Regions from separate parts of the Homo sapiens genome. Here region 1 is linked to region 2. A link is an interaction called in ENCODE POLR2A ChIA-PET data of the cell type or tissue named here. Cell type or tissue: Panc1. All regions are shown on one strand. Links, peaks and the distances in the headings refer to the core of each region. The heading gives the core; the rest is flanking DNA.

What was found. ChIA-PET counts read pairs that join two places held together with the same protein. Peaks named below come from ENCODE experiments on the same cell type or tissue, not always from the same donor. Only the 100,000 strongest peaks of a DNase experiment are listed, where the experiment ranks them.
Region 1: POLR2A ChIA-PET joins it to region 2 with 11 read pairs; 2 of 35 experiments call an interaction of 5 or more read pairs at or near these places.

What each region holds. Positions count from the first base shown.
Region 1 is chr4:5,082,788-5,093,645 of GRCh38, reverse strand. The region is part of intron 1 of STK32B (serine/threonine kinase 32B); the gene reads right to left. Among named protein-coding and RNA genes, the nearest start is that of STK32B, 37 kb to the right of the region's middle. In Panc1, for the core only: no CTCF peak of the experiment used is centred there; no DNase peak of the experiment used is centred there.
Region 2 is chr4:5,031,840-5,042,697 of GRCh38, reverse strand. LOC107986256 (a long non-coding RNA gene) reads left to right here. Exons shown (of 3, transcript XR_007058005.1): 2 at 74-177; 3 at 2,635-3,076. It also overlaps a transcript of STK32B not described here. Among named protein-coding and RNA genes, the nearest start is that of STK32B, 14 kb to the left of the region's middle. RefSeq lists an enhancer at 9,034-9,083. In Panc1, for the core only: no CTCF peak of the experiment used is centred there; a DNase peak (open chromatin) is centred at 4,427; H3K4me3 peaks cover 226 bases; H3K27ac peaks cover 3,337 bases.

The DNA.
Region 1 (10,858 bases), core at 3,981-8,980, 49 kb before region 2:
ATGTTGGTGTGTTGCACCCATTAACTCATCATTTAACATTAGGTATATCTCCTAATGCTATCCCTCCCCCCTTCCCCCACCTCACAACAGGCCCCAGTGTGTGATGTTCCCCTTCCTGTGTCCACGTGTTCTCATTGTTCAATTCCCACCTATGAGTGAGAACATGCGGTGTTTGGTTTTTTGTCCTTGCGATAGTTGCTGAGAGTAGATACTCGAAAAACTTGAGCTCACCACAATAGCAACAGGAGGTGGCTATGAAATTTTTACAGTAGTACAATATATACTAAGTTTCATGCAGTTACTATTTAATACAGCATCTTCATATTTGTTTACGTTTCTTTTGACTTCAAATGGCACCATGTACAGTCTGTGTCTGTGTGTATGTTTTGATAAATGTTAACCTTTTATAATAGATTTGTATACATTTTATGGTAGTAAGTGATCAACTAGTCTCTACATATATTTTAGGTATTCATGAAATATCTTTTTCTTAATTTTTTCAGTATTTTTAGGCCACACAAGTTTTTCTTCTGCAAGTTTTTTTCAAATTGTTGAAAATCTCCAAAAATTGTTCCAATATGTTTATTGAAAAATACCTACATATAAGTGGACCTGCACAGTTCAAATCCATGTTGTTCAAGGATCAACCATATGTGGTGTTTGTTCACATTTATTGTTCTTTCCTTTGCCCTCTTTTTATTATTTTTCCAATATTTTTATTGAGATATAATTCACATAATGTAAATTCACGATGTGATACAGTTTGGATCTGTGTCCCCCACCCAAATCGCATGTCAAATTGAAATTCCCATTGTTGGAGGTGTGACCGGGTGGGAGGTGATTGGATCATGAGGGCCGTTTCTCATGAATGGTTTAGCACCATCTCCTTGGTGCTGTTCTCGGGATAGTGAGTTCTCACGAGATCGGGTCATTTAAAAGTGTGTAGCACCCCAACCATCCCTTGCTGCTGCTCCTGCCAGATGAGACGGACTCCTCAGAAGCAGAAGCCACTATGTTTCCCGTGGAGCCTGCAGAACCGTGAGCCAATTAAACCTGTTGTCTTTATAAATTACCCGGTTTCAGGTTTTCTTCTTCTTTTTTTTTTTTTTTTGAGACGGAGTCTCGCTCTGTCGCCCAGGCTAGAGTGCAGTGGCGCAATCTCAGAGGCTCACTGCAAGCTCCGCCTCCCGAGTTCACACCATTCTCCGGCCTCAGCCTCCCGAGTAGCTGGGACTACAGGTGCCCACCACAACGCTGGGCTAGTTCTTGTATTTTTAGTAAAGACAGGGTTTCACCATGTTGCCCAGGCTGGTCTCAAACTCTTGACCTCAGGTGATCTGCCCGCCTCGGCCTCCCGAAGTGCTGGGATTACAGGCGCGAGCCACTGCACCCAGCCTCTGGTATTTCTTTATAGCAGTGTGAGAATAAACTAGTATACCATTTTAAAGTGTACAATTCATTGAACTTGAGCATAACAATATTGGGCAACCATACCTCTATTTAATTCCAGGACCTCTATCTAATTCCATACCTCTATCTAATTCCAGGACGTTTCACTCCAGCAAGAAGCATTGTACCTGTTAGCAGTCACTCTCAATTCCACTCCCTTCTACAGCCATTAATCTACTTTCCATTTCTATGGATTTGTTTATTCTAGACAGTCCATATAAATGAAATCATACAATATGTGACCTTTTCTGGCAGACTTCTTTCACTTAACATAAAGTTTTAAAAGTTCATCCATGTTGCTGTATGTATCAGTACTTCATTCCTCTTATGGCTCAAAAATATTCCATTTAAGGATACACCACATTATGTTTATCCATTCATCAGTTGATCAACATTTGCCCTACTCCTTCTTGTTGGCTATTATGAATAATTCTGCATGTTTTTGTGTGAATACTTATTTTCAATTCTCTTCAGCATATACCTAAGAGTAGATTTGCTAAATCATACTGTAATTCTATCTTTAATTTTTTTAGGAACTGTCAAGCTGTTTCCACAGCCCTGCACCATTATACATTCCCACTAGCAATGTATAAGGATTCCAATATTTCCACATTATCGCCAATATTTCCTATTCTGTTTTATTATTCCATCCTATTGAGTATGAAGTAGTGTATCATTGTGGGTTTGATTTACATTTTTGTAAATACTAATAATGTTGAGCATCTTTTCATGTGTTTATTGATCATTTGTATATATTCTTTTGAGAAACATTTATTCAAATCCTTTTTTCATTTTAAAATTGGGTTGTCTTTTTATTGTTGAATTTTAGAGTTCTTTATGCATTCTGTTTATTAGGTCCTTATCAAATATATGATTTTTACATCACTTCTCCCATTCTGTGGGTTGTTTTTACCTTTTCTTGATAGTGTCCTTCGATGCATAAAAATATTTAATTTTGATGAAATCTAATTTATATTTTTTATTTTTACTTTTTTGTTACTGTGTTTTTGAAGTCAACAGTAAGAAGCACTTGCCCAAGGTGAAATCTGGCATTGATATCAGGGTAATACTGGCATCACAGAATAAGTTAGGAAGTGTTTCCTCCTTTTATATTTTTCAACGAATTTGAGAACGATTGGTGTTAATTTTCATTTAAATGTTTGTAGAATTTACCCATGAAACTATATGGTCCTGAATTTTTCTTTGTTAAAAGTTCTAAAATTATCAAAATCTTTTTACTTGTTATAAGTCTATCTAGATTTTCTATTTGTCCTTAAATAAGTTTTGGCAGTGTTTGTGTTTCTAGAAATTTGTCCATTTCATATAGACCAATAGAGCAGAACACAGACTTCAGAAATAACACCACACATCTACAACCATCTGATCTTCCACAAACTGGACAAAAACAAGCAATGGGGAAAGGATCTCCTGTTCAGCAAATGGTGCTTGGAAAAGTGGCTAGCCATATGCAGAAAATTGGAAACTGGACCCCTTCCTTACACCTTATACAAAAATTAACTCAAGATGGATTAAAGGCCAGGAGTAGTAGCTCATGCCTGTAATCCCAGCACTTTGGGAGGCCAAGGAGGGTGGATCACGAGGTCAGGAGATCGAGACCATCCTGGCTAACACAGTGAAACCCCGTCTCTACTAAAAATACAAAAAATTAGTCAGGCACCTGTAGTCCCAGCTACTCAGGAGGCTGAGGCAGGAGAACGGCGTGAACCTGGGAGGCAGAGTTTGCAGTGAGCCAAGATTGTGCCACTGCACTCTAGCCTGGGTGACAGAGCGAGACTCTGTCTCGAAAAAAAAAAAAAAAAAAAAAAGATGGATTAAAGACTTAAATGTAAAACCCAAAACCATTAAAGCCCTGGAAGAAAACCTAGGGAATACTATTCAGGACACAGTCATGGGCAAAGACTTCATGATGAAAATACCAAAAGCAATTGCAACAAAAGCCAAAATTGACAAATGGGATCTAATTAAACTAAAGAGCTTCTGCACAGCAAAAGAAACTAGCATCAGAGTGAACAGGCAACCTATAGAATGGAAGAAAATTTTTGCAATCTCCCTATCTGACAAAGGTCTAATACCCAGAATTTACAAGGAACTTAAACATATTTACAAGAAAAAACAACCCCATCAAAAAGTGGGCAAAAGACATGAACAGACACTTCTCAAAAGAAAACATTTACGCAGCCACCAAACATATGAAAAAAAGCTCAACATCACTGATCATCACAGAAATGCAAATCGAAACCACAATGAGATACCATCTCACGCCAGTCAGAATGGTGATTATTAAAAAGTCAGGAAACAATAGATGCTGTGGAGAAATAGATGAGGTTGTGGAGAAATACGAACGCTTTTACACTGTTGGTGGGAATGCAAATTAGTTCAACCATGGTAGAAGACAGTATTGTGATTCCTTAGGGATCTGGAACCAAAAATACCATTTGACCCAGCAATCCCATTACTAGGTATATACTCAAAGGAATATAAATCATTGTACTATAAAGACACATGCACACCTAGGTTTATTGCTACATACTACATACATACACACTAGCTACAATACCAAAGACATGGAACCAACCCAAATGCCCATCAATGATAGACTGGATAAAGAAAATGTGGCACATATACACCATGAAATACTAGGCAGACATAAAAAAGAATGAGATCATGTCCTTTGCAGGGACATGGATGAAGCTAGAAGCCATCATCCTCAGCAAACTAACAGAAGAACAGAAAATCAAACACCGCATAATCTCACTCACAAGTGGGAGTTGAACAATGAGAATATATGGACACAGAGAAGGGAACAACACACACCAGGGCCTGTTGTGGGATGGGGTTGAGGAGAGGGAACTTAGAGGATGGGTCAATAGGTGCAGCAAACCACCATGGCACAGGTATACGTATGTGACAAACCTGCATGTTCTGCATGTGTATCCCTGTTTTTTTTTTAGAATAAAGAAAAAAAAGAAATTTGTCTATTAGATCTTGGTTATCTAATTTATTGGCATACAATTATTCATAATATTCTCTTACAATCCTTTTTATTTCTGTAAGGTTAGTAGAAATGTCCCCACTTTTATTCCTAATTTTAGTACTTTCAGTCATCTTTCTTTCTCAATCAGTCTAGGTAAAAGGCTTGACAATTTTGTAGACCTCTTCCAAGAGCAAATTTTTGGCTTTTTTGATTGTCTCAATGTTTTAACCTTCTCTAGTTCCTTTATTTCCATTCTAATTCGTAGCATTTCCTTTCTTCTGCTTGTGTTGGATTTAGTTTGTTCTTCTTTGTCTAGATTCTTAAAGTGAAAGATTAGGTTATTGATTTGAGATCTTCCTTGTCTTTTTAATGTAAACATTCAACTATAAATTTCCCTCTGAGCACTGCTTTCACTGCATACCATAAAGGTTTTTTATAACTTTTAATTTTTATGGGTACATAGTAGGTGTATGTGTTTATGGGATCCATGAGATGTCTTGATACAGGCTGCAATGCATAATAATCACATCATGGAAACTGAAGTATCCATCTCTCAAACAGTTATCCTTTGTGTTACAAACAATCCAATTATACTATTTTAGTTATTTTAAAATGTATGGTTAAATTATTTTGACTGCACTCATCCTATTGTACGATCAAATACTAGGTATTAATAATCACATCATGGAGAATGGGATATCCAACCTCTCAAGTATTTATCCTTTGAGTTACTAAAAATCCAATTATATTCTTTTAGTTATTTTAAAACATATAATTATTATTGATTACAGTCACCCTGTTGTGCTGTCAAATAGTAGGCCTCATTCATTCTTTTTAACTATTTTTTGTACCCATTAATTATCCTCTGGTAACCATCCTTCTACTCTCTATGTCCATGAGTTCAATTGTTTTGATTTTTAGATCCCACAAATCTATGATATATGCATACCATGAGTTTTGATATGCTGTGTTTTCATTTTTATTCACCTCAAACTATTTTCTAGTTTTGGTTATTTAGGAATGTGCTGTTTAATTTCCACATATTGGTGAATCTTCCAGCTTTCCTTTTATTATTGATTCCTAGCTTTTTTCTGTTGCGATCACAGGCATACATTGTATAATTTAAATATTTTTAAACTTATTGAGACTGTTTTATGGTCAAACATTTGGTCTATCTTGGAAAATGTTTCATGAGCACTTAAGTAGAATGTGCATTTTGCTGTTGTTAGGTGGACTGTTATATACATGTCCATCAGTTATAGTTCATTTATATTGTTCAAGTCTTTGATTTCTTTGATGATATTCTGTCTAGTTGCTCTTTTCATTTTTGAAAGTAGAGTATTTAAGTCTCCAACTATTATTGTTCACATGTTCATTTCCACCCTCAATTCTGCCGCTTTTTGCTTCATACGTCTTGGGGCTATATTATGAGATCCATAAATATTTGTAATTATTATGTCCTCTTGGTGGGTTGACCTTTTTATTATTATATAATATCCTTATTTACTCTAGTAATTATTTTTTCTTAAAGTCTATTATGTTTGATATTAGTCTAGCCACTCTGCTTCTATTTTGTTTATTATTGCATGGAATATCTTTTTCTATCATTTATCTATCTATCTATCAAATTATTTGTCCCTTGGAATTTAAAATGAGTTTCTTCTAGATAGCATATAGCTGTTTTTTATCCATTCTGCCAATATCTATCTTTTAATTGGAGAGTTTAATCCATTTACATTTAATATAACTACTGTTAAGGAAGAATTTATTTTTGCTATTTTATTTGCTTTCTATAAGTCATAGCTTTTTATTTGTCAATTCCTCTATTACTGCCTTCTTTTTGTTAAATAGATGTTCTATAGTGTACCATTAGTAATTTCTTTTTGGTTTCTCTCTATATACATTATTATTTTTTGTAGTGATTGCCCTGGGTATTATAATTAGCATCTCAATTTATAATAATCCAGTTTCTATTAATACTACTTAATTTCAAATATATACAAAATCTATGCTGTCATATCTCTTCATTCATCCCCTTTATGCTGTTTTTACCACATATTATAGCTTTATTATGTGCCTATCTATATAGATTTAATAACTTTATACAATTTTTAAAACACATGGAATAAAAAGAATTGCAAACAAAAATACATTTATGCTGTGTCTCATTTATCCATGTAGTTAACTTTACTGGTGTTCTTAATTTCTTCATGCAGCTTTGAGTTACTCTATACTATCCTTACATTTCATTTCTGAATGACTCTCTTTACTATCTGTTGCAGGACAAGTCTACTAGTGACAAACTCAATTTTTGTTTATCTGGAAATGTCTTAATTTCTTCTTCATTTTTAAAGATAGTTTTTCAGATATACAATTCTTGATTGACAGTAGATTTTTTCAGCACTTTGAGTATGTCATCTCACTGCCTTCTGGCCTCCACAGAGTTTGATGGGAAATCAGCTGTTAATCTTACTACACCTGATGAGTCACTTCTCCCTTGCTGCTTTCAAAATTCTGTGTTTAACTGTGACAGTTTAATTAATCTCGGTGTGGTTCTTTTTTAGTTTATCTTACTAGGGATTCACTGAGCTTCTTGGAAGTGTAGCTTATTGTTTTTTGTCACATTTGGATTACTTTTTACCATTATTATCTTCAAATATTATTTCTTCTCTTTTCTCTTTTTCTTCTACTTCTGGGGTTGCCATTATGGTTGCTACACTTGATGGCACCTCATGTGTCTCTAAGACTTTGTTCATTTCTCTTCATTCTTTTATTTCTGTTCCATTAGCTTAGTGGTCATCTAACGACTATAAAGAGATTTCCTTAAACTCTTAGAACCAAGAAATCTTCCATCATTTGCAGAAGAGCTTTGTGTTTGTTAGAGCACACCCTCAACACTCAGCCAGATAGTTGACAGCTCTGCCTTAGCCTTCACTTCCTGCTAGCACAGACCCTCAAGGTTAGGCAGAGGTGAAAGTCTGGGGCTTCCTCAAGTCTTTCTCGAGGCAGGTGCACAAGCCTGGGCATGCACATGAACCTATAGATTCCCAGAAATAGACAGAAGCTTTTGAGCCCTATTTCCCAGCATTTCTTCTAAAGCTTTTTAGTCTATTGTTTGCACCAACTATTATCTATCACTTCACGCAGCAGTGACTGGAACATTTTCCTGTAAATGTTTTAGACAATTACCCTTCTCCTCCCAAGTAGCACTGGGAAAGTTCCAAGTTGAGTAAAATAAAGAAAAGCCTTTCCAGCTAGTCTTCTTCCGGAAAGCCAACAAACATACCGAGTAATTATAATTCTGTATGAAAAAGGTCTCTTCTGCTCTCTCTGGTACAAGGCACATGGGTTGTTATTTTCAAGGCTATCGCTGAGATAGTAAATGGGGAATGAGACTAGGGTAAGTTAAAATACCACAAAGCTTACTGTTCTCAACAAAGTTCAGCTGCTGTTCTTGAATAAGTGCCTCTTGGGTTGTCTAAGCCTTTGGTTAATCTCCAGAGTTCCAAAAAAGTTACTTCTAACAATTTTATCAATGCTTTTTTATTGCTTTTATGAAACTATGGAATTTCAGAGTTCCTTACTCGGCCATTTTCACTAATGGCCTGTTGGTGTTTGTTTTGAACATAGTAGAGAATGCACCTGCATGTTACAGGGTGCTTCCTTAGAACTATCCGGAGCCATGCTTCCAATGTGTGTTTTCTAGAACACCAGTTCCATGGGGGAAGTAACCATTACAGCATCCCATGGTGAAATGTTTGTGACATTAACCTTAAATAAAGTTAAACATGTCTCCTTACTGCACAATTTATCAGAATCCTTAATATGCTATATTGTCAATCCTATTCAGCTTCAAGAAGAGGAAAGAGTATAAAAATAATTACAGTAGATAATTGTGGGTCAGGCACTGTGCCAGACATTTTACATTTATTATGTCATTTGTTATTCATACCACCACACAACATATTTCCTATTTTATACACAAAGAAACGGAAGCATAGAAATTTTAAGTAAAAATTTCCAACGAGTAATTTCCAGAGTCAGAAATTTAATCAATTAGCTTCCAGGCTGTCCTGTAAACCATACTGCAGGATTTCCCTAACTTAATTTGACCACAGAAACATTTGTTCAGAGAATCTTGAAAGTTAATGTGTCTCAGAGTACATTCTGGAAAATGCTGAGTTAAAGCACAGTTAATAACTGGGGAACTGATTTGTGCTTTTCTCGACACTTTTACTGTCATGAATCATGCCAGAGGCCCTTGCTACATTAAATATTGATTGAAAAATGGGGCATGGAGTTGTTGTTCAACCTACAGATTATCATTACAAAGGAGCTTCTATATTTTAGTGTCTCCTCTGGCATAAGCATTAAAGGTTGTCTTTAAAAAACAGTTCCACTCTGAGACAGTTTAAAAATATAATTTTAATTTATGAAACCATACAAAAACTAAGTGGACTAAGTTCATCTTACAGATTTGCTTTCCTCAATTTTTTACAGAAGTTACTTTTTCCAACAAAGAAAGAAAATTGTTCTTAGCACAGAAATATTTGAAAACAAAAATATTTAAAGAAATACAAAATAAAAATCTGAAAACCTTGCATTCAGAGCCAGTTTCTGTTAGCTAACTCAAGCATTCTGAAGATCTTATTTTCTTTCCATACTTGGAATCCTGCCATAAATATTTTTATTATAATCATTTTATCACCATTACAAATTCTTCATAAATATCATTTTTTTCATGTCTTCAAAATATTCCATTTTAGGGAATTATCATAATTTACTGAATATTTCCACTCATGTTAACTATCTAGGTTATTAACCATCTTTCACTGTTGTAAATAATGCTGTTGTCTTTTGTAATACAGAAGTTTGGCAGAAGGCGCTCAGCAAAACACACACAGAGATGCCAGTCGACAAGGCTACATGTGGCAGCCAGTTCTCCAATACAAAGAAGTGAAGTCAAAATGGGGTAAATATGATACAGAGAGGTTTGTGGAAATATTGAAGACATTCACTAATTCACCAAAGCAAATTATATCTAAAATATGAGCTATCCAAGAAAACTACCAGGATTTAAATACAGAGATTGGAGGGACAGCAATTACTGAAAAGTAGTGTTGCAGAGAGAAACAGACATAGAAAGTATAACAAATCAGGTAACAGACTGGGCATGGTGGCTCACGCCTGCAATCTCAGCACATTGCAAGGCTGAGGCCAGTGGATCACCTGAGGTCAGGAGTTCAAGACTAGCCTGGCCAACAAGGTAAAAACCCTATCTCTACTAAAAATACAAAAATTAGCCAGATGTGGTGGCGGGTGCTTTTAACCTCAGTACTTGGGAGGCCAACGCAGCACAATTGCTTGAACCCAGGAGTTGGAGGTTGCAGTGAGCCGAGATTGTGCCACTGCACTCCAGCCTGGGCAAGAGAGTGAGACTCTGTCTCAAAAAAAAAAAAAATAGGTAACAGAAGAGCAGTCTATATCTAAGGAAGCAAAATAGATACTATCTCTTCCTTTTGTCATTTAAACACAGATGAATAAACAGTGGCCCAATTATTACTTATGTACATACTGAATACTGGGAATAATTCTAGCCTTTAATAGTTTAAAATAGCAGTAATGTCCATGTCCATTTATTGAGCATGTACTATTTGCCAGTCTCTGTGTAAGGGGCTATATGAAGTCCATCTGATTTAACCCTTACAACAAAGCAGACGTAATTATAAACAAGTGACACATTCAGAAAATTAGGCTCAAAAGTTGAGTAACTTGCCCAAGGTCTTTCAGAAACATGTGAATGAGCCAAAGATGAAAATACAACTCAGTCAAGAGCCTGTTTCCTTCCACAATCAAGTGGACTTTGTTCAACACACTCCATAAACCAAAATGAAAATATCTCCCAAACAACATGAACCAAAGAGGATATAGATTTCTAAATCTATTTTGAAAAGGAACTATTAACTAAAGCTAAATTTTAGTCATCCCAAGGTCTATCCAAACAAAGTCTTAAAGTTGAAAAAAAAGTTAGAGCCTTAAAACTGCTCGTAATCATTTTCTACTTTAGAAAATCAAGTTAAAGAAAATTATCTGAAAGACAGAGACAGTGATATGCACTAGAATGTTCATCACACTACTTACAGTGGCAAATAAAATGGAAATAACAAAGCCAACAACAAAAACTAGGTAAAATAAAGTGTTCGTTTATTGTAATATTTTGAAATCACCAAAACATTATGTAAAAATTGCTATTGTTTGTGGAAAATACCAATCAATGGAAAGTTGGAAAGTGGAAAGTGAATTGTATTGCACAATGAACACATTTTCAAAATATCTATGCATAGGAGAGAAAAAAAATCTTCCTGGGAAATAAAGCAAAATTTAACATTGGTTCTCACTCAAAGTTAAGACCAG
Region 2 (10,858 bases), core at 2,276-7,275:
TCAATCAGGAAGCCTCCAGGTATGCAAAGGATGACAAGTGAAACTCTACCTCGCTCCCCTTTGGTCTCCTTAGCAGACAGCTGAGGGTGCAAGCCCCGAGAAATGCGAGCCATGGCTCTTCATGGCTGAAGGAATTGGTCACCTAACACTGACACGGTCTGGAAGAATTATTTTGAAGTAAGTACATTCCTTCTACTTCCTACACTATGTTAAGTGTCATCCAGTCTCCTCAAGAGAGAATGGCGGAACTTGGGGGTCAGCTGTGCTCCAGATGAAGTCAGCTCCAGGTCTTGCCCTCTTGCCTGGCTCACAGATGGATGAAGTTTTATAAAGTTCTTCTAATTATGTGCAAAACAATAAAATATAAACCAACTACTTATATGTGCTGAGTCTGCTTGGCTTTCCCAGAACGTAGACTATGGAGAGATCATGGAAATTATGGTTTAGAACTTCTCCTGTGGCTCTAACAAGGGGTTGAGCACATGACTCTTGTTACTTCTCAAATCCCAAATGTAGGCACAGAAATATGAACTGGGATTCTTTTTCTGACTTACATGTACATGAGTAGAGTCTTGTGGCTGCTATTCCTCTTGCTGAGAACACAATCAAGTAATCACCATACTTGCATTTGGAGCCATAAACCCTAAAGCCGTAACATTTAATTTTATGTAACACGATCACGCTGTAGAAGCTAATGTGATTCCCTGGAGCAGGGCGTCTTCTGTGCCAAGCCATTTTGTAGAGTCTGCTATATCAGATTTTGTTATCGTTTATGTTAAGCCTATTTTATTTAAAACTTGAGTCTGGTTTGCTTAGAGTAAATACCGTCTGCTTGCACTCAATTTCAATATGTTCTGTTTGGCAGCATTGTGCATTGTAAAGAAAAAAAAAAAGATAAAGGCTGTTTTGTGGCACACCAAGATAAGAAATAGTTTGCACATCCAGTTCTGTTGTTGAAAGTCATCTCACTCAGATAGCGAATTATCCATAATGACTTAAAAATAATAACTTCAAGAGCAGTCTTTTATTGTTAAGAGTCTTTATGTGTGCGTGTGTGTGCGTTGAGTGCTCACTCAAAATAGGGGTCCATAAATTGCTACTAATGTAGAGTGTCTGCATTTCTTGGCATTATAAAACTTCCCTAGAGGCATTTTCATAGTTGGGAACTTGGTAGCCCAGCAATTCTGAGCTTCTTGTTCTTACATTAAAATAATTTGCATAGTAGCTCCATGGTGACCTCAAATTAAGTGTCTGTGGAGAATTCTAGCTGTACTGTGAACCAGGCTGGGTCAGAAGGAAGGCTCCGTAGCTGCCAAACGCAACATCTGTGCAATGTATTTCATTGTATTCTTGCCTGGGTTTATAGGGATTCTTAGGGGCTTAAGGGAGTCGTCATGAACACTCTGAAACTGTACTTGAACTTGTGTGTGTGTGCGTGTGTTGTCTGCTTGCACATATTTGGTTATTTTTATAGGAAGAGAGTCAAAATCTGTCACAGCTCTTTAAAAGGCTCCATGAACCCACCCATTTCCCTGAAGAAAAGGACTCAGAAGCAGTGATGTAAAGAATCGTTTCTATCAACGAGAAGAGACTCCTCTTTCAGAAAGCAGGAACCATACGTAGCAGAAGTGATAACAATGACTTACTAAAAGGCACTAGACACAGTCACATGACACATAACGATGTCTCCATCAAGGATGGGCCGCACACCCAACAGTGGCCCCATGAGATGAGACTACTGTATTTTTCTGCACCTTTTCTGTGTATGCATACACAAATACTTGCCAATGTGTTACAGTTGCCTAGGGTATTCATGCTGCACAGGTTTGTAGCCTAGGAGCTATTGGCTACACCACATAGCCTGGGCATGTAGTCAACTGTACCATCTTGGCATGTGGTGACAACGCATATCTCAGACCATGTCCCATGGTGAAGCAACATCTGACTATATTGAGGTAGCCAGTGTGTGGCCTACAGGGCAGGAGACAGGCCTTAAAAGTTCTACTGCTTGGCCGGGCGCAGTGGCACCTGTAATCCCAGCACTTTCAGAGGCCAAGGAGGGCAGATTACGAGGTCAAGCGATTGAGACCATCTTGGCCAACATGGTGAAACCCTGTCTCTACTAAAAATACAAAAATTAGCTGGGCATGGTGGCACTCATCTGTAATCCCAGCTACTCGGGAAGCTGAGGTAGGAGAATTGCTTGAACCCAGGAGGCGGAGGTTGCAGTGAGCCAAGATCGTGCCACTGCTCTCCAGCCTGGCGACACAGCGAGACTTCGTCTCAAAAAAAAAAAAAAAAAAAAAAAATTCTACTGCCACTGCCTCATCATGTGCACTGAGAGAAGTCACTTCCCTTCTATAGGCCTCATTTTCCCCATCTGTAAACTGAAAAAAATGAAGGAGTTGGGCAGTGTGGCAGAGACACCTACTTGTTCATGGTATCCACTTACCCCTTCTTTCTTTTTACAAATAGAACATACACCTCCAGTGTTAGCTGAGCACATGGCCACTGGGCTAGGGACTAGGTGTTCCAATTGCCTTTGCAGGTGGGAGTGGCCATGGAATTAAGTTCCAGCCAACAGGATGTGAGAAATGACACATGCACCGACCGCATCTCCTACCACTCCTGCAGGCTGTGATGACCACCTGAAGACCTGCTGGGGAGGACGGCACTCCAGGGAGTAGCAGAGCAACCACAAGGAAGTAGCCGTGGTGTGGGACGTCCTCATGTAGCAGAATGGCCTACCTGACCTGGACCGCCTACTGCCTCTGGACTGTTAAGAGAGGATAGACACTGTCTTGGTGATACCACTTAACAGTCGTGTGCAGCATCATGACATTTTGGGCAGCAATGGACCACATGTACAATAAGATTATCACAGAGCTCAACATTCCTATTTCCTGGTGACATGGCAGCCATCATGACTTCGTAGCACAATGCATTCCTCACGTGTTTGCAGTGGTACTGGTGTAAACACACCTCCTTGCACTGTCAATCATAGAATTTAGCACATAGAATTACATACAGTACATAACACCTGATAATGATAATAAATGACTATGTTAAAAGTTTATGTACTTACTATACTTTTATCATTATTTTAAAATGTGTGCCTCCTATTTATGCAGAAAAAAGTTAGTTATGAAGCAGCCTCAGGCAGGTCCCCCAGGAGGGATTCTAGAAGAAGGCATTGTTATCCTAGGAGATGACAGCTCCATGCATGTCACTGCCCCTAAGACTGTCCAGTGAGCAAGATGTGGAAGCAGAAATTGATGATCCCGACCCTGTGAGACCTAGGCTAATGTGCGTATTTGTGTCTTAGTTTTTAACACAAAGTTCTAAAGAAATTTTTAAGTAGAAAAACGCTTATAGATTCAGGTTATAAAGACAGAAAGTGGCCAAGTGTGGTGCCTCGTGCCTGTAATCCCAACACTTTGGAAGGCTGAGGTACACAGAAGGATCACTTGAGTCTGGGAGTTTAAGACCAGCCTGAGCGACATAGCAAGACCCCATCTCTACCAAAAATACAAAAAATATATATATATCTGGGCATGATGGCATATGCCTGCCATCCCAGCTATTCAGAAGGCTGAAGTGGGAAGATTACTTGAGCCCAGGAGTTGGAGACTGCTGTGGGCTATGATCATGCCACTGCACTCCAACCTGGGCAAAAGAGTAAGATCCCATCTCAAAAAAAAAAAAAAAAAAAGAAAGAAATTTTGTATAGCTGTACAGTATGTTTGTGTTTTATGCTATGTTATTACAAAAGAGTCAAAAAGTTTAAAAATATTAAAAAGTTCATAAAGTAAAAAAAGTTATAGTAAGTTAAGGCTAATTTATTATTAAAGAAATAAAATATGTTTTTATAAATTGAGTGTAGCCAAAGTGTACAGAGTTTCTGAAATCTAAAGTATAATACAGTCATGTCCTAGGCCTTCCCATTCACTCACCAGCTACTCACTCATCCAGAGCAACTCTCCAGTCCTGCAAGCTCCATTCATTGTAAGTACCCTATCCAAGTTTATTATTGTTTATTTTATACCTTATTTTTATAGTCCCTTTTCTGTATTTAGATAGATTTAGATACACGAATACTTTGTGTTAACAAATGCATTGTGTTACAGTTGCCTATGGTGTTCAGTACAGTAGCATGCTGCACAGGTTTGTAGCCTAGTAGCAGTAGGCTAGACCATGCAGCCTAGGCATATAGTAGGCTTCACCACCTAGGGCTGTGTAAGTATTCTCTATGATTTGTGCAGCAATGTTTGCACAATGCTGAAATTGCCCAACACACGTTTCTCAGAATGTATCCCCGTCATTAAGCAATGCATGACTATGTTTTGAATTTGGGGATTCCTTTGGTTCATCAGCTTAATCCATATCTAAACAAATGCAGACTCGTTGAGGCCAAGGTCATCATTGTCATCGTCATCCTTCCTTGCCTCCAGAACGATATAGGTACCTAACAAATGTTCAGCAAAATGAAAGAATGAATGAACAGCTGAATGGTTTTAATTGGCATGCCAGGAATTTTATGGGGATGATTCATGAACCAGCTTGGGTAGGGATGAGGTCATGTCTAAGCATTTTTCCAATACTGAAATTCCATCATTTTGTTTCTAAGAACTGAGAGTCACTTGAGAACACAGTGTTGGCTGGCATTTTCTTAGCCAAGGGTCTGGCAAAGCAAGGATGGACGGGTGGGGAGGTCTTAGAGGGAGCAAAGAGAGGTAACACACACTCCCTCCCCCTTCCGTCCCTTCAGTTATCCATTCATTCACCCAAAAAACATGTGCCCATTACATGCCAGGCACCAGCAGGAACAGAAATGAATAACAGGTCCCCATGCCCACCCTCACAGCCCAATGAAGAAAACAGTGCAGTGGTAAATAAAAGCAGTGTCATAGCTGAGTAGAAGCTGAAACAGGCTGAAACATGGTGACATTTTAATCTTTGAGTCTTCAGTGTGTCCCCAGAGCCACTATCTAGAAAACCATCTTTATCTTCACCAACTTTAACACAGACGGGAAAGAGGGTTTGCTTTGGGGAAGTTCATTTGTCAGAGCCCTTTCTCAGAGTCCTCCAGGCACCCTCAGTCCAAATCCACTTCCTTTATCTGTAGAGTAATTGATATTTATTAGCAGTGAATCAGTTCTGGAGGGCTCAGGGTTCCAGCTAGGGAACCAGAAGAGCTGGTTGTGACCAAGACCACACTAGCTGTCAGACATTCATTAATTTATTCAATCACTCAACTTGAACAAGTTACTTTCTTTCAGTTTCTTCATTTGTAAAGTGGGGACCATTTTTCCTATCTGTGAGCTTTGAATCAAAGTACCCAATAGAGTGTTTGCCGCCTACCAGGGGCTTAATAAAAATGAATGGGTGCTGATTTGTTAGCATGAGAAATATTGCTGTTGCCCAGTACTTCTCAACAGGGGTGATCCCCCACCCAGGAAACATTTGGCAATGTCTGGGGACATTTTTGATTGTCGTGACTAGGATGGCGTGAAGTGGTGCTACTGGCCCTAGTGGATAGAAACCAGGGGTGCTGCTCAGCATCCTACAGTGCACTAGACAGCCACCCACAACAAATAAATATCCCTCCCAAAGTGTCAATAGGGTCAATAGCTCAGACACCCTGCTCCAGACCCTCAAAAATGCCAATTTCCACAGGATGCATCCACACTCTTGCCAGAGAGCTGTTGTGTGCAATTTTAAATTCCACCCTTGGCCGGGCACAGTGTCTCATGCCTATAATCCCAGCACTTTGGGAGGCCGAGGTGGGCAGATCACGAGGTCAGGAGTTCAAGACCAGCCTGGCCAACATGGTGAAACCCCGTCTCTACTAAAAATACAAAAATTAGCCGGGTGTGGTGGTGGGCGCCTGTAATCTCAGCTACTTGGGAGGCTGAGGCAGGAGAATTGCTTGAACCCAGGAGGCGGAGGTTGCAGTGAGCCAAGATCACGCCACGGCACTCCAGCCTGGATGACAGAGCAAGACTCCATCTCGAAAAAAAAAAAAAAAAAAAAAAAAATCCACCCTTGCCTTGGTATTTAATATGTAATTATAAAACAGTGTTTCAAGTGGAATTTTGGACGCTTTTGCCTCAATATACCAGTGACACAAGCTTTAGTTCCTTCTAGCTACATGTGAACTGTTGCTGGCAGAACCTAATCTTAACTTCTCAGGCCTCCTTGATGACTCAGCAAGAAACGGCAGCATTTTCTACTCTGGCCTGCAATGTGGAGTTTATTTTCTGACTTCAGAGAGACACCTGGACCCAATTTGCATAATCAGAACCAAAAGGGGCCTGCTGTGTCGAGGATGATGATTTCCAGTGCAAATGTGATGACTGAAGCATTTTTTCCAGCCAGTATTCACGGAGCACCTACTACATGTCAGGGCTATGCTCAGTGCTGGGTACTCAGTGGGGGACAAAACAAGCATAGTCCCCGTGCACACTGCACCCAGCAGCTTTCAGATTGGTTTCACATCTATAGTATTATTCTCTCTTTACACAAACTTTGAGCTAGGCAGGAGTGGTATTTGTTAAAGGTAAGGAAGTTACACTTTTTGAAAGCATAGATAAAAAAGCATTAAAGTTTTTTTTTTAGCCAGGCACGATGGCTCACGCCTGTAATCCCAGCACTTTGGGAGGCCGAGGCCGGTGGATCACCTGAGGCCAGGAGTTCAAAACCAGCCTGAACAACATGGCGAAACTCTGTTTCTACTAAAAATACAAAAATTAGCCGGGTGTGGTGGCGGGCGCCTGTAATCCCAGCTACTCAAGAGGCTGAGGCAGGAGAATCACTTGAACCCGGGAGGCAGAGGTTGCAGTGAGCCAAGATCGCGCCACTGCACTCCAGCCTGGGTGACAGCGAGACTTCGTCCCTCAAAAAAAAAAAAAAAAAATTTACAGATCCTTTAATTTGCATTTCTGATGAAAATACATTCTAATTGTACAGACTTTGAATACAAATGTTTAAAAAGATCCTTCAGCTCGTTGAGTATGCATGCACATCTCTGCTGGGAAGTCCATCGCCCAGCCTCCAATGTCAGTCTCCACCGTCTCCTCATCTGGAAGCGACTCCATCCTAATCCCTGACTCTGACAAAGAGCAGAGTGCCTCACCTGCCAGGGCAGCACTTTGGGCAGCCTATGGTTAGGTGCAGGCACATGTGTGGGTGGGGGTCTTCACCCAAAATATTCAGGAGCCAGGCATAGTCGAGCATATCGTCCCCCTTTCATCCCTCCTGCCTCTCCTGCTGTGTGATATGCCAGCCCATTACCCACTCACTGAGCAATTACTATGTGTCGAGCTCTATAATTAAGCATGTTGCAAACATCTTCTTAATCATTTACTCAAGCTAGAAAGATTATTTTTCCATTATAATATGTGAGAATAAGGCTAAGAAGTTGATTCACAGATTCATGTCTTCAATGAATGTACATGCAGACTATGAAACAGGCACTGCCAGGTGCTGGGGATAAAATGAAAAGGAAAAGGTGTGTGGTGCTTAAAAACTTCATGATGCTATGAAGCAACGTGGTTCTGAAGTTCTGTTGCTGGTAAGTGGCTGGACCAAGCATAGCGAGCCAAGGCCTGCAGGGCTCCACATTCCTCTAAAATACCTCCCCATTGGAGCCAATCCATGGGGCACAGGTTTCCAGACATCAGGGAGGTACTTCTGGGACTCCAGAACAAAATCTACATCTAACCGTGAAAATGCATTGTTAGCACCATTCAAAGGAAGTCGTTGATGGCCAGTGGAGTGGCCGGGAGCAGATCCCAGCAGGGAAAAGCCCAGTAAATCAAGTGCTACTGACATTACCCCAGGACTTCTATGACCAGGCTGCCATGAACATTCATTTTGAACCAGTGTCTGACGATGGAGCCTGGAGAAGAATCCAGGATGCCCCTCCAGCCTACCTGATTGATTTGTTCAAGGGCTGAGACCAACATTCCCATCAGCTGAATGAGTGTGGGGATGTCTGAATATATCGCTCAAGCAGGAAAATGTGAAGATTACTCTGTAAAACATCTGACATGTACCCAACAGGCAAAGTTGTTTTTAAGTGTTAAGATCAATTTCTGCAGAGCATCAGGCACAAACTGTGGTACGATTCATCGTGAAAAGGAAAAAGCTGAGACAGATAGCCCTGGCAGGAGTGTGGTGCTTATATAAACCATGGAAAGAATGTGTTCTTTCTGCTATTCCTTCATCAAATATTTGTAGGGAGGGGAGCGCATAGAATATTTTTGGAGTGCTGCAGGCAGGGGAACTGTGTGTCCGGAGGCCCAGCGGCCAGCAGGAAAGTGACAGATGGAAGGCACAAGTTTTGTAAACATTTGACGCCCACGTATGAGAGAGGTTATCCCTACAGTGTGTTTGGTGAGAAAGGCAGGATTAGTTTCCATACATTTTCTGGTTCATTTTTCAAAAGACTGATTCTGTAGTTGCAAGAGACGCAGTGGCTGCTTAATAAATCTCTGCTGAACAAATGAATAAGGAACTTTACGTAAGAGTCCAAAGCTCCAGCTAGGTGAAATGGAGTTAGGAAAGCTGTGTAACGGCATGAAATCTATGTCCCCGCCTGGAAACGTATGTGGCATTTCTCAATCTGCTTTTTTCCCTTTCCTTCTTCTTTTGTAAAGTGTCCGTTACAGAATTTTATACCATGTTTAGGGCCTCACATCTCCTGCACAGCAGTGAATTTAGCTCAATTCACAAAACACCTTTTGAAAGTTTGTGAGAAGTACACAGCCGTTGTGAGTTTCCATGTATTTGCATGTCCCCAGCAAAAAAAGATGGTTTAGACACCTCCCCTACCACAAAGAATGTTGGCTCTGGGATCCAGCAGGCCAGCCCATCAGTTGGCAGCTGTGTGACTTCGCCACATCTTGTCTACCTCTTCCAGCCTCAGCGTTTCAAGTATAATCTGGAGGTTTTCTTCTCATCTCCCAGGGCGGTTGTAAACAGAGAGTGCACTGGAAGTAGCAGCTGCAGTGCTCAGGGGTGCTTCCGCCCTTCTTGCCATCCTTATTCTTTGCCACATGCAAGCCCCACTCTCAGAAACCATGGCCTCCTCGTGAAGGAGAAAAAGGAACCATTCAAATTCAAAACAAAACAAAAAATTGCTCACACTTAACACTGCTTGCCGTGCCAGCAACGAGAAGAGGCTGAGCCAGTTTCCGAATTGCTTTCTGTCCAAGGTCTAAGTTGTTCTCACCCACTTCCTGCCCTGGGGTGTGTGTTGGCTACGGGGCTTCCTGAAAGGACACAGGCCAAAACACTCAAAATGCTTCCCAAGGGAGGAAGCCTTACCTTCCCAGAAGCTGGAGTCCACAGGAACCTGGAGGGAGAAGCAGGGTTTCCACGGGCCATGGCCCAGCTGGGGAAATGCTTGTTTATGGTGACCGTGCTGCAGCTGTGGACGCCGTATCACCTACCGTGTTGTAAGTGGAAAGGCAATCAAGGGCATCATTCATTCCCTCATTCCGCCAGCGTTCTCTTCCTTCCATGAGGCCGCTGACCCTGGGGCCCTTATAGGCTAGTGTGTGGGGTGTTTGGTGGTTGGGGACTGTGTTTGTGGGGCTGGAAGTTACATAAATAATAATAGCAAATCTCCAGTACTTACCTTACACCAGCAGTAGCCTCGGGCCTTTGGAAATATTGACCATTTAATCCTCTCTCAGCCCCATGTGAGAGGTAAAAGTGTGGCCTCCATTTTATAGATGAAGAAATGAGATAAAGTCACACAGCTGGGAAGGGAAAGAGCCGGTCTGTGAGCTCAGAGAGTTCAACTGTCTGGTTTGAGTTTAAACCTTTAAATCAAACTGGGCCTCTAAAGGACAGAAAATAGAAGGGTGCTTGCCAGGGTCTGGAGGGAGCGAGGAGTGGGGAGTTAGTGGTTAATGGGGACAGAGTTTCAGCTTGGGAAGATGAGAAAGTTCTAGAGGTAGATGGTGGTGATGGTTGTACAACAATGTGAATGTATTTAACACCAAATTGTAAAAATTGTCAAAATGATAAATTTTATATTATGCATATTTTACTACAATAAAATTTTTTTTCATAGGTATGGGGGAAAATAATATAGCTCTAGAAACTGGTCATCTTTCATTATAACAGAAATCATGAAAGATGGAAAATGCAGTTTAGGGGTTTTTTTCTTTTCTTTCTCTTTCTTCTTTTTTTTTTTTTTTTTTTTTTTTTGAGATGGAGTCTTGCTTTGCCGTCCAGGCTGGAGTGCAATGGCACAATCTCGGCTAACTGCCTGCAACCTCCGCCTCCCGGGTTGAAGCAATTCTCCCACCTCAGCCTCCTGAGTAGCTGGGACTACAGTTGTGCACCACCACGCCCGGCTAATTTTTGTATTTTAGTAGAGACGGGGTTTCACCACGTTGTCCAGACTGCTCTCGAACTCCTGACCTCAAGTGATCCGCCCGTCTTGGCCTTCCAAAGTGCTGGGATTACAGGTGTGAGCCACTGTGCCCGGCCAGGTTTTTTTTTTTTTTTCTTTCTAGGAGCTCAGGAGTCATAACTGGCTACTAGTCTCAAGTTCTAATTTCAAAGGACCTATATATCGTTGTATATGCAACTGATACAAAAAACGTATTTGTTTAGCTAAGTCAATTCTGTTAATTTGTTTTAAAAAGTCTGCTTGGTGAATCATTCAGCATTCTATTAGCAAAACAAAGGGTAAAAAACATACAGTCTGTAATGCAAGGTGGTATCTGTTTCCCAGTTGGGGAATTTTCTAAGTGCTCTATAGACACAGATCTGGTGAGAGCGACCAGCCTTGAGTGAGCAGCCACTCTGTCTGAAACTGGGCCTCCACTTAAATCCTCAC